Regions from separate parts of the Homo sapiens genome. Here region 2 is linked to region 1. A link is a loop called in an ENCODE intact Hi-C map of the cell type or tissue named here. Cell type or tissue: dorsolateral prefrontal cortex. All regions are shown on one strand.

Evidence for each region. Peaks named below come from ENCODE experiments on the same cell type or tissue, not always from the same donor. Only the 100,000 strongest peaks of a DNase experiment are listed, where the experiment ranks them.
Region 2: a loop joins it to region 1, with 3 times the contacts of the local background. A loop is called at or near these places in 2 of 110 quality-filtered maps.

The regions. Positions count from the first base shown.
Region 1 is chr12:82,834,832-82,842,831 of GRCh38, reverse strand. The region is part of intron 1 of TMTC2 (transmembrane O-mannosyltransferase targeting cadherins 2); the gene reads right to left. Among named protein-coding and RNA genes, the nearest start is that of TMTC2, 150 kb to the right of the region's middle. In dorsolateral prefrontal cortex, a CTCF peak has its summit at 4,390; a DNase peak (open chromatin) is centred at 4,631; H3K4me3 peaks cover 585 bases; H3K27ac peaks cover 8,000 bases.
Region 2 is chr12:82,777,057-82,785,056 of GRCh38, reverse strand. All of the region lies in intron 1 of TMTC2 (transmembrane O-mannosyltransferase targeting cadherins 2), which reads right to left. Among named protein-coding and RNA genes, the nearest start is that of TMTC2, 94 kb to the right of the region's middle. In dorsolateral prefrontal cortex, CTCF peaks have their summits at 3,327 and 3,526; no DNase peak of the experiment used is centred here; H3K4me3 peaks cover 1,389 bases; H3K27ac peaks cover 7,242 bases.

The DNA.
Region 1 (8,000 bases):
AAATTTGGACACACACAGAGACATCAGAAATGCACATGAGAAAAGAAAGACCATGCTAGGACACAGCAAGAATGTGGCCATCTGCAAGCCAAGGAGTGAGGCCACAGGAGAAACCAAACCTGCTGACACCATGATCTTGATTTCTAAAGTCTAGAACTGTGAGAACATAAGATTCCATTGTTTATGCTACCCAGTCTGTGGTGGTCTGTTACGGCAGCCCTAGAAAAATAATAAGCCCTACTATACCATAGAGACAGTACCATATTATTACATATGCTATATACTGTTTATCTTTCAGTTTCAGGAAAACTACATTTCACGTACAAGCCATATTTCTACAATATATACTATGTCTGCTGCTGTTTTTGATGACTCGTTGAACTGCTTTGTGATTGTAAATAGGGTTTTAAGAGGTATCTTATTCTCAGTTCTGACAGAATTTGTCTAGATTCTCTACCAGAGGAAAAAAAAATTTGAATCACTCAATGGGGCCAATACAACAACAAGGCACTAATGCTAACTAAACAGACACAATAAAACACTAGTGTCACATCATATTTACATTGAGATTGACAAAGTTTACAAAGCACACATATTATCTCAATTTATCTTCAATAATGCTACAAACTAGAAAACTGAAGTTGGAGGGGTTAAGTTAATTAAAGAAGTGCATACACTTAATAAGAGGCAGAAAGGACTTGAACACCGTTCTCCAAACTACTCCATTTAACCTTCAAAGCAGCCTGTGTTCCTCCACATGTACAATAAATCTCCAGTGAGAAGTGTTTGCAAGACGATTTGAAAGTAAAATCCCAGTCTATTATTGCATTTTGTCTGGAATCCATATATCTGCCCTCAAGACTCAATAAAGCTATAAAAAACACTTTTGTACCATATTCTTTTAATTTCTGCATTTCAAAAAGAAAGTCTTCTTTTAACACTAAGGAATCTTGGAAAACTTGAGTCAAAAGAAGGTGTTACTTGTCTTGCAGTGACGGGTGGAAAAGGCAGCTTTATGAGAGCCAAACGCTAACCTATAATTTCATATTACAAAATTTAAATAGAAAACATATTCTGGCAGAGACTTTGCTGCCTGCATCCCTTTTCAGCTATAAAATAGTTATACACACACACATACATCTGAGAAAGATCAGACTTTGAACATATTGTAGCAACACACATGCGAAACATGGGAAGTTTCACCAGGGCTGCCAGTGATGACAGGGTACACAGACATCCCTACATTAAAATCAGCCTCACAGCTAAATCAGAGTTTTTTCGGACACACGGATATGCGAGCGCTGATGAAAAACAGATAGGCAAGGAGGAAAACACTCTAATTTAAAAATAACACAGATGAGCTTACACAAAGTACCCAAACATTTGGTCTGCAAACCACCAGCAACTCTAATTTGTCATGGAAGGCAAGAGATATTTCATCCAAGAATGAGGGGAGAAAGAGAGATATTAACTCTAGCATTAAAATTTACTGACATCCTAATATATACTGTAGTACTTTCTAATCTTTATATCATTTCTTGACCAAACTTTAATAATCAAGAAATAAATTAGATTTCAGGGAGCTCTAACACGTTTTATTCTGTAGCCCTTTAAATAAATCACATAGCAGGCACTTGATATATACACATATATGATAAATGTTATGTGAAAACTATCAGCTTTTTCAGATCTCAGTTATGAACAGATAAATTATGAAGCACTAACATGTCCCTTTAAGAACAGTAAAATCTTGGCCAGGTGTAGTGGCTCATACCTGTAATCCTAGCATTTTGGGAGGCTGAGGTGGGTGGATCACCTGAGGTCAGGTGTTTGAGACCAGCCTGGCCAACATAGTGAAATCCCGTCTCTACTAAAAATACAAAAATTAGTCAGGCATGGTGGCAGGCACCTGTAATCCCGGCTACTCAGGAGGATAAGGCAGGAGAATTGCTTGAACCTGGAATGTGGAGGCTGAAGTGAGCCAAGATCACGCCACTGTACTCCAGCCTGGGCTACAGAGCAAGACTCCACCTCAAAGAAAAACAAAACAAACCGGAACAAAACAAAAGTAAAATCTCAAGTGATGGTATAGTTTAGCCTTTTGCTGACCCCAAATTCATATACTTGGAACAGGTGTATACGCGCAGTGCCTTTTTAGCTCTCCATGTCTATGACTACTACATCAGATAACCTCTGCAAAGACTAGAAATCCCAAAACCAGGACCATGAGATCATTTTTATTCAATCGTGACCATCACAATAAACATAATTTCTGTCACCCTGGCCACTGCCAATAAAATAATATTTTTTCTATGTACAAGTAACCGTGCTAATTAAATAAATTCACAAGGCATAAAATGAACAAGTAAAATTTAAACATAAGAATGGAAGATGGTATTCAGAGAAATCTAAGAACAACCAATCTAACTTTTTACTCCAATATGTGAAGAAAACAAAAGTCTACATTCATCTCTTATCTGAAGCAACTCCCCAAATCCACACTGTGTTAAACACACATACACACACACTTTAGAGTTTGCCAAATTTTGATTGAAATCATTCCTCTTGGACTTACTAGCTGTTAGGATTCAAGTTTTCATCTAAAAAATGTTGTTTATGGTGAACAGTAAATAAGGTAACTAGGTTAACTCCAAAGCACAGTGCATGACGCACAGTAGGGGCTTCACAAATGACTGCTTCAGTTACAGTGATTCACCTGCCTCGCCTTCCTGGATGCTGTAGGCGAGCACTTTTTCCTGAAATGTTGGTCAATACCCCTATATATAGCATGCAGTTACTGGTATCATTTATCTTTCCTCTTTGCATATTCTCTAGGACTTTGCTCCTCTCTCCCACGCTGCACCCATGTGAAATTTTGCTTGCATTAATCATAAATTAAGCCCAATAGCCAATCTAAGAGCACAAGAATGATGTTCACAGCAGCCAAACTCAGCTGGAAAGATGGATGACAGCAAGGTTAAGTGAGGTGATCAAAAAGCATAAAATAAAAAGAAGTTACAGGACTTATATCACTGTTCACAGCCTAATTAAGATATTTTGGGAAGCAGACTCATCAGAAGGATGACAGTTGCACACTACCAAAGAAGCTGACCTTGGGTACATCTTCTTGACTAAAGATAATCGATTCTAATAAAACAACCATAATGTCTTCTGCCTATTTTTTCTTGCACAAATTAGGAAAAGAACTAGCCAGGCATTTCCAATTACACACTTTATTATGTTTTTAAAGATGGCCACTTCTAAACAACAGGACAATGTGAAACCTCTTGTATCTTTGTTAATAAAAATAAAGGTCAACATAATACTTGAAAGTGCCCTCTTTACACCCTTCATATAAGTCAGCCCTACACAGGTGGGGAGTAAATTGGCTATAATTTATGATGGCCTAAAATACAACCTAGAAGAGTCTAGGATCAGAAATCTGATCACCTGTGGAAAAAAGGGAATGTCATGCACTTTACTATGGTCACTCTACTCAGAATAGATAGATTCTCACATTGAAAAACATTAAAAGTTGCCTTGGGGAGAATAACAGAATAGGATGACCAAATGTTATAGTGGTCCTGTCTTCTAATGGTTTCCCCTCTGAGGGCATCCTGGGGAGAAGTTCAATCTTTCTAATGGGAATAAAACTGTAGTACAACTCTCTAAGCGCATTTACCACTTTAAAAAGGAACTCCAAACTCTGCTGTCTTTAAAAGGCAGCAGGTCATTGGGAAAAGTCATTTTTCAAAGCTCCAGTGAACTGGCACTCTGCTTTTAGCTAGCCACAGAGATAAGGCATGCAGCCTCAGTAACAGAATCACCTTTCTTTAATTTTTAATGCCCAGGCATTTCACAGCTCCCAAGAGGAATCAATAACTTACTTATGGCATCATAAATGGCTTGGACTGAGAATATGCATGTGTTTTGACAAAGCAGGAAGGAAATCATCCATCAGCAATTCATTTTAGATGAAGATTTAATAAAGGTTACAAAAGTACACCATAAAGCCATCGTCCTACTCATCTCAAAAAAAAAAAAAAACAAGAAAAAATATTAATAAGCTCATCACTGTCACCCTGCAGAAGAATTTAAGTGAAAATAAAGCCCCTAGAGGGGACATGTGTTTTTACTTCCCACTCTGAAAGCACATACAGGTATAAACATATTCAAATGGCAATGGATTCATCTGGAATGTAAAAGACCAGGGGGTTCACACATATAAAGATCAACAGTTGTTTTAGAAATTAACTACACCACATCTTGAACTTCTACATAAGTTATAAACTGATCCAGGGGTTATCATCAGGGTAGAAACAGATGCAGTGTTAGCACATTAAACTGTGAATCCAGCTCCAACACTGCTTAATGGGCTCCACATGCTGAAAACGATCATCATGGTAGGGAGTGCACTCAACTAAAAGCCTAACTTTCAAGCAAAACAAGAGTTTCATTATCTTCATTATGCTCACAAACAACTATTCTGGGACTAACACTGTTTTTACATTGATTATGGTGCATTAGTCATTTTGAGGGAGGGAAATGATAGGAGAGTAATTCAACATCAGAATAACAAAGCCACAGTTGTCACAGGGTGTTGATGACATGACACTGATGCTGTCCCCACAATAAGTGAGCACTGGTTGCACCAGCCTGCCTTATCTTGTGATCCCATCTGGACCCCAAAAATGGCTAAGGGAGGGGAGAAGAAGGATAGGGAAGTTTGTAGGACAACTACCATTACTTAATGTATGTGAAGAACTTTCTAGATTTCCAAGTATTTTTTATATACATTATGTGTTCTCACAAATGCTTTCTCCCATCTTTTTGTGATGTAAATAAAGATTTTCAACCAAGATTTCACAGCAAGTAGCAAAATTATGAAAAAATTGCATCTTCGAACTACTGTTCTAGTGCTGCTTCTGTTACTCTATAATCTCCAAACATGAGATCCCTGTACTAGGGAAGCCATTTGCCCCCATGTATAATTTACTGATTTAAAATAATAAAATAGATAATCCTAAAAGAATAATACACAATAAAGCAGCACAACTTTGTTTTAGTCAATTCCCCTTGGTCCATTTCTTTGGCAGCTACTGATATTTAAAAGGTTTAAATGATGCAAAATTAGTGCAACATACTGGAAAGCTGTCGGAATGGAAGAGATTTCACCATGGAGCAGTCTGCATTTATTGACTTTTCTATCGACCAAAAGCCTTTACAGTCTTTAAATAGCAACTTCAAAAACAGACAATTACAATAATGCCAAATTAATCTTTGTAATTTTTCTACATTCAGAATTCAACTCTGGGATGACAGACAGTTAATTGAATATTTTAAGTCTCCTGAGAGGTCATCATCGTAACCTTTTTTTTGTTTTGTTTTTAGAGACAGGGTCTCATTATGTTACCCAGGCTAGATTTGAATGCCTGGGCTCCAGGGATCATCCAGCCTCAGCCTCCCAAGTATCCGGGACTACAGATGTGCGTCACCATGCCCAGCCATTGTACACATTTATTGAATCAAATCATTTAATTTGTAAATCCAATCTTATTTCCTGAACTTCAGCCTTAGTAATTGTTTTGCATCAACTGGTCCGCAGTAGATGGTTAAACCCATGCTAAGCCAGCTTCTAGTATAATTCATGTTAAGAACAAAAGCTGCTGTTATGACAAAGTGGACCATATGTCCAAATCATATCTCAATGAGAGGCTCCAAGAATAGGCTTCAGTTTTTGTCAAAATGTCATTCTGAAAACTGGACTTCCATTTTTAATCTAACATGGTCTTATTTTGTCCCTGATGACTAATATACATACTTTACTAATTAGAAACTAAATGAATTCGAGGATGAAAAGGAAAAAAGTGATGGCAGACTAGCAGTAAAATATTTTGAGTAGGCTTGGGAGAAAGAACAACCTACTACACAAAGTCCTAAACCTTCCTGTCTCAGCAGTGATGAAGGAATGAAGGCTGGTCAAATTGTCTTTTGTTTTTTTTTTCTATCCTGTTAGTTGTAGTTATTGTTAAAAGAATGAAAGCTAGATAATTTTAATTATTAGCAAAGGGGCTAAATTACAATCCCCAAAATGGATATTGATCTGTGTTAGTTTCCTATTGTTACTGTAATGAATTACCATCCACTTAGTGATAAACAAACACAAATTTATTATATTTCTATTCTGGAGGTCATAAGTCCAAAATGGGTTTCAGTGGTCTAAAATCAAGGCATCAGCAGGACTGTATTCCTTCCGGAGGCTCTAGGGGAGAATCTAGTTCCTTGCCTTTTCCGGCTTATAGAGGCCACATGCATCCCTTCACTCAGGGCCCATTTTTCCATCTTAAAAGCCAGAAATTGATTACATCATTCCAACCACGACTTCCCTTGTCCCATCTCCTCCTTTGACCCTGACTCTCCAGCCTCCTTCTTTCCCTTATAAGGATCTTTGTGAATGCACTGGGTCCAACCAGATAATCCAGGATAATATTCAATTTTAAGGTTCTTAATTCAATCATATCTGTAAGTTGCTTTTGTCATGTAAGTTAGCACATCCACAGGTGCTGAGGATAAGGATGTGGATATCTTTGGAAGGCCACTAAGTGTCTCACTTAGCTAGGCTTAACCAAGCCCATTAAAAGGGTTATCAAAATCATTTCCTGACTAACATATACAAGCATACAAGCTATTCCATTCTCCAGAGGCATTACGAAGTTTCAACTATTTTATGTATGCATATAAGTAAATAAAAATTACTGCTATTTCTTATTTTTTGCTAGATTATCAAAGGAAAACATGAAACATGGTGTTAGAGCCCCACAGACACTGTATTTTACTCATATAATGTTATACCCAGGGGTGATATTCAAAATATTAACAACTAGTAGAGAATGGGTACTGGCCACAGCACTGGAGAAGGGCTTTACAGGGCCTCTGCTATGTGCAGCATTAAACTTCCATAAGCTGGACCATGCGGAGGTTTATGTGACGTCAAGTGGGGGCATAAGGGGGTCAAGGAAGAGGGAAGTCTCAAGGGGCAGGGAGCAACAGCGATTTACCAACTGCAATGTCCATATCAATGCGAACTGCCTAAATATTGTGTCTCCAATAGAACTCCAACAAGTGACCGATAATTTCCATAGGGAGTATGCATCACATTCATAATCAGGTAAATAAAAATCAGATTGCAAAGAACGCCTAATTTAAGAAAAAAATGTTGATTCTATTCTAAGCAGGGAGGAATGATTAGGTTAACAGGGTCCAGTATCCAAAAAGATCCTGAAAGAATTAAATGACCAACTGAAGTTAAACAAAGCTAAGTTTAATAGGAATAGGATTAAATCCTAAGACCTAAAATTGGATCCAAATCTAGCAGCTACAGGATAGGAAGATGTGAGTCAGCAGCATTTGCATGGAAAAATACTGGGACATTTTAGGAGAAAGGAAGAGTCAATGAGTCAGTGAGATGTCACCAAGAACAACAACAAAATACAGTGCAAATTTAGACATCAATGAAAACAAATACAATAGATAATCAAAAAGCTATAGTGTCTACAATTAGATATTATACCCTTAAAGTATTTTCTCAGTATTGTTATGTATTATATTTGGCACACATAATAATCAGGACTAATAGTGATAATAGCTACGAGTTAAAATGATGACAATAGGCCAGGTGTGGTGGCTCATGCCTGTAATCCCTGCACTTTGGGAGGCCAAGGTGAGGGAATCAATCTGAGCTCAGGGGTTTGAGACCAGCCTGGGTGACATGGCAACACCCTAGCTCTACTAAAAATACAAAAATTAGCTGGGCATGGTGGTGCACACTCAGGAGGCTGAAGCAGGAAAATTGTTTGAACTCGGGAGACAGAGGTTGCAGTGGGCCGAGATAGCACCACCGCACTCCAGCCTGGGCGACAGGGCAAGATTGCATCTCAAAAAAAAAAATAATAAAATGATGATAAATATCTATGAATTACAGCTTATGTGACATAATTTAT
Region 2 (8,000 bases), 58 kb after region 1:
TAAGAAAAGTCTCTTCCCTTCTATGCCAGGTAATAGCCTTCAGTTGTTCACTCTTATTATTCCCAATTGGAAACTGAACAAAAAGACACAGAAATTGTAAACTAAGCTATTTTCTGAAAATTCTAAAGCCTTTGGAACCAAAACCAAACAAACAAAAACAAAACAAACAAAAAAAAGACACACACGCAAGGAAATCAGTGAAACTCAGAAAGCTGCAGGGCAGAATTCTGTAATAAAGCCAGTGTTCTCCACCAAAAAATTAATATGCTGTTAACTCCAGCTGAAAATACGCTGGAAAAATTAAAACCTCCAAATACAAAAATGAAGCATGGAATTGCTCTGACAACATACCAACCCCACATTTCCTAACCACTTTCAGACTTCAAGACGGAAGTTAAAAGGAAGTTACCCTTCGCCTACAAATAGAGGTGGCTTTAAGGTGAATGAGAAAGAGGAAAGCTAGAAGTCTTGCTTCCTTTTAATGTTCACAACTTCAGCTTTCCCACTGGCAGTAAAGCAGGAAACCAGTCCCCAGTATCAAATTGTACCCCTCTATTTTCTACAAGGTAGGAGGAAACACCGATGTATCAGGCCGTGCGATCATAGTAATTACATGAGACCTAATACCCAACTCCATGTAGGAGATATACTTAACCATAATATACCATGTCAATTTCATGTATCCTTTCCACTTAATATGCAGGTTCTCCCAACACACCTTCTCTAAGATATAGTCCCCTAGCCAATGCCTTTCAAAGTGGCTTCCACATGCCAAAAAAGGAAAGAGTTGCACAAAATAATTAACTGGGGTATGGGAAAAATATCTGGAACTTCTATTTCTGTCACATTATTCGGGTTTCCATTTATTTTAGACTTACAATATTCAAAATATACTATTCAAGTATTATTTGTGTATATTTTTAAATATATATGTAGTATACATGTGTTTTGGAATGATGATGTGAACTGGTTAAAAAAAAGAACCACTCCAGTTTACAGCAGGCCCACTCTACATATTCATGTCTGCTAATAATTAATGGAAAATATAGCTATAATCAGAATTCTCATCATCCATGTACTCCATTCTACAACTTGTAGAATATTGTTATAAACATTCTCATGTATCACAATCTTGGACATAGCAGGCAGAGAGAGGTGCAATCCCATATTTCAACAATTGAGCAAACCAAGACTAGGAGAGAACCATTTGAGGTTGATTGCTGCTTTGATCCTCCTCCTCCCCACCCTTCCCAGTTGCTCCTCCATTCCTTCACTTCATTTACTGCAGAAGCTTGTACCCTTGAGAAAAAAATCACCCCCTTGAGGATCCTTCAAATGGTGGAGAAAATAAGTAAGCTAAATTCTTCATGAAATGACAACTTAGTAGGAAGCACTCTTCCCCCGGATTTGCATTAAACACATAACCATGCTTCCGGCCAGATTTTAAACCCAGATGAAATCATAAATGTAAATCCTCCACTTAGAAGAATGTGAATTTAGGCATAAAGAAAGATCAGTAACCTACTGAAGAAAAATCCACAATCAGAATCTTACAGCTGGGACACATTTCTACTCACTGGACTACAAAATATCCTAGTGTCAGATCAATGGCAACAAAAGGGAAGGTTTGCCTCCAGCCAACCCCTTTTTATATGAGAAGGAGACAAGAGGCAAGGGAGGATCTTCAGGAAGGCTTAGAAGCACGCTGTCTGCCACCCCCACCCCTCTCTCTCAGACACACACACACACACACACACACACACACAGAGGCATATACCTTCTTGTTAAAACAGCTACAAAAAAATTATTTAAACCTACCCAGCACCTACACAAAAATAGGTTTATCTTCTAATACTATGAATTGTTCTAAGGACTTCTATTTAAATGGCCAGCCCTACTTGCTTTTTTAAATACCTATTAATTTCCCTCAAAGTCCAGGAAATTATTCAAACTCATTTAGCATCCAAGTTCATTTGCCCTTAATTGAAGCATTTCTAATCAAAAATTCTAATGTACCCTGTTTTCATTGTGAAAGAAACTATATAAACAAGTTTATCAAGCAAAGTAGCTTGTCAACATTATATTTATTATACCCATGAAAGACTAAATGAAGGCATTTCCCTCTATAAACTCCATATCTTGTCTCTGTGCAAAAAGGAACATTCAATAATTTTTGTTAATTTCATTGCAATAAATGTCACATTATCAAAATTAGGAATAAAGAGGCTACTTAGAAGTAACTCAAAGGCACTGTGCATCACACAAGCCTTGAATCATAACGCCACAAATAGCCATCCACATTGTACTTAGTCTAGAAAAGGTAGAAAATATCAATGTCCATAGGACAGAGATTTATTTTCATTATCCTCTTCTTGGAGATAGTGTGGTTCAATGACTATCCAAACGCTGATCTCAGAAGTTCTGTTTCAAAATGTGCCTTTGTAATCAGCTCTCCAAAGTGATCATGAGTGAGATCTTTGACTTGTACAAACATCAGTTAATAACTTCATAAAATTAGGCAGGAGGAGTATTAGAGACAGTATTGGCCAAAGAGCTCTGTTTAGAGTTCCTGTTCCTTCCTTTATCCAAACACTAGGAAGGCTAGCAAAGCTCTCAGCTGAAATGAAGATAAAATGTCTACTGAATAAAGCCTGTAATCAATTCTGAGACCTATATTTAGTACCATCCGATACATATCATACATAAGAGTCCACTGAATTTTTTCGTTTTGTTCAATCAGTTTAATCAAACAGTAGATAAACATAATATAAATATTTCTTAACCTGGGACCATTTAACTGTCCTCTTTTTAAACACTCTTGCCCTATCTTTACCCAGTGTTCACAGTGGGAGGAGAGGCTGAGATGATCTGTTTTTTTAGGACCTCAAAGTTAAGTTTTCCTAAGAAGCATCCAGCCATCATTAGGAAGCATCAGAGTCAAATATTCAATCCTTCATTGTTTATTTATTTATGTTAATGGTGTGACTGTTACATATTTCTAAATAAATAGAAGTGTGAAGAGGCTTTTCTCTGCGGATGGGGGAGGTCTTCAATTCTACCAGTTTAGCTTAGGACCACCAATGTGGTCTTTGGGGAAGGCCCTGCTTTCTAAAGCACACAGTTGTAAACAGCAACTGGTTGAAGGCCTAATTAGCATTAAACAGGCCCCAGGAATGAACAGCAAGATGACAAGGGTCACTAAACTAAAGAGGAGGTCAAACTACCCCAGCCCCTCAGGACAATGCCCAAGGTACCCATGCAAATTAGAGAAGCAGCCTAGGCATGTAGAGATGAGCAGCAGCATTAAAACCTCTAAGCCGCCTTTCACTTTCCTCTCCAAAAAAAAAAAAAAAACAATAATAATAACAACAGAGGAAAGAAAGAAAAAGAAAAGAAAACCAAATGGCCTACTTCTTCTGTGTAGCATGATACGTAATTAGTAATCACTTCTGTCCTGGAGAAACAACAAATAAAAGGCAGCTAAGAACATCGCAATGGCAACCAAGAAGAATTACAGAATACAATTAGCATCTGTGTTAAGATGGACAGCGGTTTTCTCCCACAACATCCCAGTATTTCCACCACAAAGAGGAAATCTGTACAACCAACTGCCAACTTGTAGATTTTTTTTCTGCTAAAAAAAAAAAAAAAAAAAAAGAGCAAACTCCACACACATACTCTATTCAAACGTGACAAAGAACCCTTTTCTTAAAATGTACTACAGGACTGTTGGTTTTTCCATTCTCCTAGCAATAAAAATTCTTTCTTCTTCAAATTACTGCAAGATAATTGCAGAAATTTGATTTTGAAAAGTTTGAGAGATATATTTTCAGCATTTTGAACCCTATTAATTTTGATCTACTCATCAACGATACTCTCGTGTCCTATTTTGTTTGTTGTCTTGTTTTTAATCCTGCTTTTGCTCAAATCCATCTTGGGAAAAGTTTCAGCTACTCTGAATGGGAAGAGATTTTATTATACCAGCAATGCATTTAAGGTAAAAAAATATCTAAAACTGCAAAAGCAACATTTTTCCAAGATAACTCAAAAAGAAACTGTAGTTTAGAAAACTCAAAATAAAAGCTAACATTCATTATTCCAGCCCTGCTTTCTAAAATAAAAAGTTGTCTTTGTAACAAAAACATGAGACATAACCCTATTAAAAAACCTCTTCCACACCACACTGCAACTAGAAAACAAAAAATATTTGCAACCAGAAAGCTCATTAAGCCAAATTAAAAAAAAAAACAAAACTTCTTACATGTTGAGAAATTTTATTTAAATACACAATTGACATTTTGTGTCACGTGCCTTCTTTAAGATTTGCCTCTGAGAATACAAACACATTTTTACCACCAAACGAAGTGTTAGTTCAAATTTCTCATGACGCAAACATTTTTTTGTTGTTGCTTATGAAGAGACTTTTTAAAGCACATTTCCTAATCTTTCTTTTCATTTGACATAAGAAGCAAAGAAGCATGCAAACTAACTTTGTGAACTTCTCTTGTATGATATTACTTACGCTTTTAATATATTCACATCACAAGGTATCGGTATGATACATTTTATATCATGTGTTTAATCAGGTCTGCATAACATAAACACTCAACAAAAAAAAAAACTGTTTACTGTTGTGAAAATGAAGCAATGGGTCTGATATTTTAGGGAAGTTATCAGAAAGTTATCTATTCTCTGTTTCTTGCAAAAGGGAAAAAAATAAAGTATGCTATTTCTATTTGAAGCTGGAGAAAGCTATTTTTCTTAGATATCAGAATGGTCAGTTAACCTCATTTCATAAGGAAAATGAGCCAGGTATTTTCATTCACTGTAAGATTATCCACAGCAGGCATGCAAGTTTGCATTAAATATTAGCAAAAATCTTATACTGTGCTTTGTTCAATGCATTAACAACTGAATTATACAACTGGCGTGGACGTGCTAAAAGGCAAATAGAAAAGACTGAGAACAGATAATTAGTAAAACTATAATCTTTCCTGTAATTAAATATTTACAAGTAAATGGTACAAAAAATACCTAAAAAATACCCATCTTTTAAGGGACAGCCCCTACTCTTGAAGTAGCAGTCGAATGGATGAGTCTCACTTAATGCCGTAACTCTGGCATGTAACATCATGAGAACTATGGCTATTTTTTTTTTGAGACGGAGTCTCGCTCTGTTGCCCAGGCTGGAGTGCAGTGGCATGATCTTGACTCACTGCATCCTCCGCCTCTTGGTTCAAGCAATTCTCCTGTCTCAGCCTCCCGAGTAGCTGGGACTACAGGAGCATGCCACCACACCCGGCTAATTTTTGTAGTTTTTAGTAGAGACAGGGTTTCACCATATTGGTTAGACTGGTCTTGAACTCCTGACCTCAGGTGATCCACCTGTCTCGGCCTCCCAAAGTGCTGGGATCACAGGCATGTGCCACCACACCCAGCCTAGAACTATAGTTATTTTGTTTAACAGCTACACTAAGTTAAATTGTGAAAAGATGCCATCTATTATCACATCTTCACTATTCTTGGTTACAGTTTAATCTATACTTGTTGATCATAGAATAACAGAGATATTAATCATAAGTTTATCTTGGTAGGTTTTACAATGTACAGCTGTGCCCCAAATATCAAGTTTCTAGTTATAATAAATGTGAGTTATACCTGAAAGGCTTATCGCATGAAACATTCTTATTTGCTATCTGAGTGACATCAGAATGATTTATTTAATATATCCTGACATCCCCTGCCTAAATCCTTCAGTTCTCTCCATCGGCAAGCCCATCAGCCTCTGCCCTCACCAACTTTTCCCACTTCTGCCCCCACCATCAGATATCATCACCTAGCACACGCTCAACCATTTCAGACTTCCTTACACTTTCTACCCTGCCGTGATGTTGGGATTCCTTGCCTTTGCATATATTATGCTCTGTCTGGAATGCCCTCCTCTGCCACTATTGTTTGCCCAGAGAGCTACTCAGCCTTTAAATTTCAGGCTGTGTGAGATTTTTTTTTTTTTTTTTTTTGATATGGAGTCTCGCTCTGTCGCCCAGGTTGGAGTGCAGTGGTGCAATCCTGGCTCACTGCAACCTCCACCTCCTGGGTTCAAGCAATTTTCCTGCCTCAGCCTCCCAAGTAGCTGGGACTACAGGTGCATGCCACCACATCCAACTGATTTTTTGCATTTTTTTTTTTTTTTTTTTTTTTTTTTTTTGAGACGGAGTCTCGCTCTGTCGCCTAGGCTGGAGTGCAGTGGCGGGATCTCGGCTCACTGCAAGCTCCGCCTCCCGGGTTCACGCCATTCTCCTGCCTCAGCCTCCCAAGTAGCTGGGACTACAGGCGCCCGCCACTACGCCCGGCTAATTTTTTGTATTTTTAGTAGAGACGGGGTTTCACCGTTTTAGCCGGGATGGTCTCGATCTCCTGACCTGGTGATCCGCCCGCCTCGGCCTCCCAAAGTGCTGGGATTACAGGCGTTAGCCACTGCGCCCGGCCGATTTTTTGCATTTTTAGTAGAGCTGGGGTTTCACTGTGTTAGCCAGGATGGTCCTGATCTACTGACCTTGTGATCTGCTCGCCTTGGCCTCCCAAAGTGCTGGGATTACAGGCATGAGCCACTGGGCCCAGCCATGAGAATTCTTAATTGACTGACAACCATAATAAAAAGAACCTTCCAGTTTAATACTTAGCAAATCTTATTTCAAACTTTGTCAGAAGGATGAAATTGAAGAACAGGGAAGATGGGGGACAGATGTAAAATGTTCAATATTTAAAAAAATAATAAATTATTTGCTTCTCTGTGTTCATCACATCTCTAGTCATGATTGGGGAATAATGAAACTTTAGATATGCTCTCTGCCCTTAAGCTATATATGATATTGTTGGAGAGGTGAGAGACTATTGTACATAAAATAATTAGCAGACCCTAATAAAATCTGAGCAAAAATAAAAGACTAGAGTAATACTGAAGAATATTTACATAGTATTTTACAATGCGAAGAGTAATCTTTATATATGACCAAATTTAATCCTTGTATCTGGGTGAAAAAATGTTTCATAATATACCCAAATTACTGAAAATAAAATTGAGTCACTAGATTATGAGGTACAGCCCCCACAAAGAGAGCAGGCAGAGGACAGGGGCCTTGGAAGAAAGGGAAGCATCTGGGCAGGCAGAAAGAGAGAAAATGGCAAATCGTGGTGAAAACCAATGGAAACAAAGCATGAACATCAACAATTTAGGAGCCACTGAAGAGATGAATGTGCAAGAGCAAAAATTTCAGCTGAGGAATGGGAAATGGAGCTAGTATAAAGAGAGATGCAAAGCCAAGAATAGGCATTTGGAATGAGATGGTATATAAACGTTTGCTACTGGCAGTTTGTGAGCAAGGCAACCTCAAATTTAAAGAATTTTTAAAAGACATTTAATACTCTCCAGAACATTTTATTGGGAAAACCACACTAGAATTCAATATAAGTTTAACAGTTTAGCAGCTAGAGAAACTTAGATTTGAACACATAAAAGAGTGGAACATTTTGAATCCTCTGTAAAGGTGGCCAAAAAATACCCTGAAAAAGAAATGTATCCTCTAAAGATTTCTTTCAGAAATTAAACAATATGGAAAGAGAGAATCATTATTAGCATATTTCATTTTGATTCTATTTGTTCTACTCCCTTGCTATACCAATAGAAATGTTTTAAAGAGAAAAGCATATTTAACCTATCTTAATAACCAACCAGTTCTATATTGATTGCAATAAGTAGAAGAACTATAAATGTCTATATTCCCAAAAGAGTCCAAGTTCATGCCCACTATTCTACTATGGTTATAAAATCTGCCCCCTTTCACTCTAAAAAGTGTTCTGGCTTGGACAATAAATGATAAAGTCATCCTAGCTATAACATACTACAACTAACATAGCAAATTCAAGGGTGTGACCAGAGACTTCATGTTCAACTCCATGGGGGTTTCACAGATTTCACTGTAAATAAAATCTATGAATAT